Regions from separate parts of the Homo sapiens genome. Here region 1 is linked to region 2. Evidence: chromatin contacts called from ENCODE Hi-C or POLR2A ChIA-PET data. All regions are on one chromosome and are shown on one strand. Each heading gives the region's core, a stretch centred on a gene start or an enhancer-like site at or near the end of the contact. The rest is flanking DNA. Distances are from core to core; before and after follow the strand shown.

Region 1 (2,878 bases), core at 106-2,605, 130 kb after region 2:
GCTAAGTGCCCCCCAACCTCACTGCTTTTTTTGAGAAATAATAATCTATTCAAATGAGAAATTGAAACTAATTCTTTTTTTTAAAAAAAATTCTAAATTGTTTTCATTAATTTTAATAGTATGGCAATGGCAATAATTAAAATAATTACTAAAACACACATCTTTCTAGATCAGTATTTATTTAATATTATGTACATATCAAGACACACACCAAACAGCTGAAGACAAAAATGTTATAGTATTGGAACACATAAAAGTATATACACATAAAAGTATATAACAAAGTAATTTGTTAGAGCAACCACAGTAATTATCATAATAGCCAACACTGATTACTTACTAAATGCCAAGCATCATTATTCTAGAGAATAGAATGTATCAATACTCCCCATCTTCAATTTAATCTTTAATCTAGTATAAAGTGACTTCTACACCAACAATCCACTGAACATGCATTTGCCAAAAATATATCCACCATTACTAATTTTACCATATTTCAGAACTTCTGAAAACTCAGTATGTCCCACACTCTACATATCTCCTCCTCCCCATACCTGAAACTAGCTTGTGACTCTTCTAAATTCTCTATTCTTTAAAAAATAGCACCACCACACCTACCTCTGTTCTCAAGCTAGGTTACTTTAACTGTTTTATTTCCAAACTATCATCTCTGATTTGTCCTTCCTAGAACCACAGACCTAGAATTTTCTGCATCGTATCTAGAAAAGATGAGATATTTTCTCTGCCACCCAATGCCATCATCTCCCACCAACCCAGAAGTGGACATGGGGGCCTGTTAAAAACTAAACTATAAAATAAAAGTAAGAACATTAAAAGTCTATTATAAACGACTGAGTGGGATAAGCTGAACTATTGCCCCACAAAAGACTTCCACACCCTGATCCCTGAAATCTGACAATGTTACCTCATATGGCAAAAAAAAAAAAAAAAAAAAGAAGAAGTCTTTGTAGATATGATTAAATTAAGGATCTTGAGAGGGAGGATTATTCCGAATTATCTGGGTGGACCACAGTGCAATCACATGTATCCTTATAAGAACGAGACACACACTGAAGGCAATGAGAAGACAAGCGGAGAGGCCGGGCACAGTGGCTCACACCTGTAATCCCAGCACTTTGGGAGGCCAAGGTGGGCAGATCACCTGAGGTCAGGAGTTCGAAACCAGCCTGGCCAACATGGTGAAACCCCGTCTCTACTAAAAATACAAAAGTTAGCTGGGCGTGGTGGCACGCGCCCGTAGTCCCAACTACTCAGGAGGCTGAGGCAGGATAATCTTGCTTGAACTCAGGAAGCGGAGGTTGCAATGAGCCAAGATCACGTCGCTGCATCCAGCCTAGGCAACAGAGCAAGACTCTGTCTCCAAAAAAGAGGAAGAAGAAGAAGACATGGCAGAGAGAACTGAAAATGCTGCTTTCGTAGACTGGAAGGACATGGGCCATAGCCAGGAATGCCAGCACCCACCAGTATCAGGGAGAAGCAAGGAATGGATTCTCTTCTACAGCCTCCCTCCAGAAGGAACAAAGCCCTGCCATCACCTTGATTTTGGCCCAATAATACTGATTTTGAACTTCTGGCCTCCAGAACTGTGAGAGAATTAATTTCTATTGTTTTACACCAACCAGTTTGTGGTAATTTGTTAGAGCAACCACAGGAAATTAATACACTGAAGACAGCAAGTTCTCAAGGAGATAAACTGGAAGCACCCCTATATAAAAGATGTTACGAACTGCATTGGTCTGCTAGGACTGTCATAAAATACTACAGACTGGGTGGCTTACATAACAGAAATTTATATTAGAGCGAGAGCCTTTCAGGAATCAAGTTAAATAAGGTAACTTATGAGGCCTTTACCCAATATGACTGGTGTCTTTTTTTTTTTTGGAGACAGAGGCTCACTACAAACTCTGCCTCCCAGGTTCAAGCGATTCTCGTGCCTCAGCCTCCGAAGTAGCTAGGACTATAGGCACACACCACCATGCCTGGCTAATTTTTTATTTTTATTTTTAGTAGAGACAGGGTTTCACCATATTGGCTAGGCTGGTCTCGAACTCCTGACCTCAAGTGATCCACCCGCTTTGGCTTCCCAAAGTTCTGGGATTACAGGCGTGAGCCACCACGCCCAGCCTGACTGGTATCATTCTAAGAGATACAAGGTATGCACACACAGAGGGCAGGCTCTCTGCAAAAGAGAGATGCCTCAGGAGAAACAAAACCTGCCAACACCCTAATCTTGAATTTCCCATCTCTAGAACTGTGAGAAAATAAATTTCTGTTGTGTAAGCCACCCAGTCTGTAGTATTTTATGACAGTCCTAGCAGATCAATGCATATTTTTTAAAACTATATATGGTTGCACAAACGATATAAACATACTTGAATGCCATAGAACTGTACACTTTAAAATGGTAAATTTTGTTATGCATATTTTACCACAATAAAAAATAAAGGCATATACAAACACCACACACATACAAACTTTGACTTAAGCTGTTTAATTTTACCTTGCTTTGCTCGTACTCTCCAAAATCTGAAAAAAAACCTTTTAACTGCATTTGTTCCCCACAAACCTAAACCAGCACATTTTAGACACTTTATTTTTATTTTATTAATTCTTAATTGACAAATACTAGTTGTATATATTATCTATTTATGGGGTACAATGTGATGTTTTGACATATGCTTACATAGTAGAATGATTAATTCATGCTAATTAACAAATCCATCACCTCACACTTATTTTTTTGTGGTAAAACACTTAAAATCTACTCTTTTAGCAATTTTAAAATATACATGCATTATTACTATATTTCATAATTCTGTGCAATAGATCACTAAAGCTTATTCCTCCTGAATAAAAC
Region 2 (2,761 bases), core at 54-2,553:
CAAAATATTTTTAGTGTGTGAATTAAAATGCCTCTTTTACTGATGGCTTCAGATGTTTCCTTGTAAGATACCATGTCAAGAACTGGTTTATAAATTATCTGTCCTTCCAGAACGCACTGACATCACGCTTCCTAATAGCTTGGTATGATGACTGCTGTCAAAATCGCCTGCATGGAACCATCCCTGACCTGGACTAACAGCATGTATTAGCGTGACAGAGACTAAAAAGCTAAGAACCGCCGTGCGATGGCCGGCTTTGGGCACCGGGGGTGGGGGCTACGCTACGCGTGAAGGGCCTCAGTCCTCGGGCTTTAGTTCAGGAAGAAAATGAAAGCTGGAGGTCTCGTGGGCGGGACTGGAGGCGGCCAGATAGGCAAGAACCCGCAACAGGAGTAGGGACATTTTTTCTTCAAATTCCAATCCCATCCAGCGATAGACAGGCGCGTGGGTCTCCCTCCTCCACGACCACCACACAATGGCACACACTTTTGCTGGAAACTGAAATCGAAGTCTCTGAGGCAGGCTGGGGCCCAGGCCGGCAGCGGGGAGGGGCAGGGTCCAGCCACCTCGGCGTGGCCTTGGCGAGCGCTCCGGGGTCAGAGGCCGTCGTTCTCGCCGCGCTCCACAGCGCGTCACCCGCTGCCCTAGCGACCCCCGGGCGACCCCGGCATCGCCTGGCTGCGCCGTCCCGGCGGGCCGGCCCTCTCCACGCCCTCTCCTGGGGTTTGCGGTGGGCACAGCTCCCTCCAGACTGGGTCTCTCCACTAGCCTCCTCCCCAACTGCAACGTGGGAACCAGAGCTATCCGAGTCACGAGCCCCAAGTGCACACAAAGCCCCCAACGGGGCCACGGCGCCTCCACGCCTCGCTACCTCCAGCTCCAGGAGCGCAGAACGCAGCGCCCTGGGTCACCGCGTCTGCCCTGCGGAGCAGCCCCACTGAGGGGAAGCCTCGGGCAGGAGGTGAGACCCCGCGCACGCAAGCACCCCCGCCCCAAGCAGGGCCCTCTGCCCGAGGGAGACTCTCACCTCAAATAAACGGGCGCTGCCGCCTCCAGGGGGAGGACAGCGGGCGGAGAATACTCACGCTGGGCCCAGCCGCGCGGGGACTTCGCTGGGAACCACGCGCGGGCTCCCGCCGGGGAGCGGAGCCCCAGCCTGCAGTCCTGCGCCCGCCCCAGCACCGCCTCCTCGGAAGGGAGGCCTCTACCGTCCGGCGGCGGACCTGCAGCCGCCGCGGGAGACGCTGCCCCGCCCCCCGGCCCCGCCCTTCGGCCCATCCCCGCCCCGCTGGCCTCCTTTTCCCCTGCCCCCTCCCTCCGCTCCTCAACGCCCGCCGGGTGCAATCTGCTCTCTCCGGGAGACGAACGCGAAGCGACGTGGAAACCCTTCCACCAAAATGAGCTGTGATATCCTTTTGATGGCTATAATTTATTCCAAATCGTCCCTGGACTGAAACGATCAATTAGCAGCCCGAAACGCACTGTGAAGTAAATTGTCACACTCTCTATTACAGGATGGTTATCATATATTTATAAGGTGTGTTTTCTGCAATCAGAACCAACAAGGTGTTGAGCGATCAGTCATAAACGCACTTCTTCAAAAAGAGAGGGAGAGAAGCTCAGCATTGTGTGGCGGGGGAATAATCCTCATGACAGTTCTCTCCCCACCCAGTGATGTTTTGTCTTGGCACCTGGGAAGTGCAGTGAGGGCTGGAGCTCTGGACGGACTCTCTTCGCCACGCGTGCCCCTGGAAGCAGGGTCCCTGTGAACTACGGAGAGACCCCAGAGGAGAGATTTCCTTATTGTGTAAACACAAATCAGTCGTAAGGGCCGCTCCCTCTGTCTTTCTCTGTCTTCTCTTGTATCCACGAAAATAATATCTTACTCTTTGCTTCTAAGCTTCTAATAGAATGTTTGCATCCTACACTTAATGATAAGTATTTTTTCTTCTTCCTCAGGTCTCAAGGTGTTGACCTCCTCTCTTGTTATTTAATTGATGATGTTCGGTAGAAATTATGTCTGGGTGATATGAAGTTTACCCACAGAGAGAACCCTGCTTTCTGAATTGAAATCCTCAGCAGAACTCTTCCATCATTCATAAATGAGATAGCCCAAAGTTCTAAGAAAGTAATAAGAAAGGGCGATTTAGGCCAGGCGCCGTGGCTCACGCCTGTAATCCCAGCACTTTGGGAGGCCAAGGCGGGCGGATCACTTGAGGTCAGGAGTTCAAGACCAGCCTGGTCAACATGGTGAAACCCCGTCTCTACTAAAAATATAAAAGAGTAGCCGGGCATGGTGGTGCATGCCTGTGATCCCAGATATTCGGGAGGCTGGGGCAGGAGAATCTCTTGAGCGGGGGAGATGGAGGTTGCAGTGAGCTGAGATCATGCCACTGCACTGCACTCCAGCCTGGGTGACAGAGTGAGACTCTGTCTCAAAAAAAAAAAAAAAAAAAAAAATACTGATTCAGCCTGGTAGCTATTTTGACTGGACCAGGCCATGGAGACATTGTTATTTTCCTTCTCAGTGGTCAGGAATATACATCTGGAACTTCTGAGTTTTTCCCCTTACAAACTTTCATCAGATAGTCATCCATGAACCACCTATCAATCATTTTTTAGAAGGGTTCTAGTTTGCATCCAAGTGATATTCCTTTTGCCTGAAAAACATAGCTTTAGAGCCTAGACTACTGGTTATTGATTGTGAAAAAAATTTAGCAGCTAGAATTATGCCTTTGTAGTAATAAAGTGACATTCATGC

Evidence for each region. A loop is a pair of places that touch in the nucleus more often than their neighbours do. ChIA-PET counts read pairs that join two places held with the same protein, here RNA polymerase II (POLR2A).
Region 1: a map of colonic mucosa shows a loop between it and region 2 (1.9-fold over the local background). The contact joins the enhancer-like site here to the promoter of LINC01763 in region 2. A Hi-C loop is called at or near these places in 2 of 168 maps with a recorded cell type or tissue (cardiac septum and colonic mucosa). POLR2A ChIA-PET finds 5 or more read pairs at or near these places in 2 of 52 experiments (H1 and activated T-cell).

What each region holds. Positions count from the first base shown.
Region 1 is chr1:90,982,547-90,985,424 of GRCh38, forward strand. The region is part of intron 1 of ZNF644 (zinc finger protein 644); the gene reads right to left. Among named protein-coding and RNA genes, the nearest start is that of ZNF644, 38 kb to the right of the region's middle. Within about 2 kb of position 1,356, at least 2 of the 41 ENCODE cell types and tissues checked have a DNase peak (open chromatin) inside an H3K27ac peak, as active enhancers do.
Region 2 is chr1:90,850,456-90,853,216 of GRCh38, forward strand. It overlaps LINC01763 (long intergenic non-protein coding RNA 1763), which reads left to right and starts at 1,304. Exons shown (of 2, transcript NR_146610.1): 1 at 1,304-1,824. LINC02609 (long intergenic non-protein coding RNA 2609) reads right to left here and starts at 1,183. Exons shown (of 3, transcript NR_135038.1): 1 at 1,028-1,183. RefSeq lists an enhancer at 228-728 and silencers at 512-631, 922-1,321.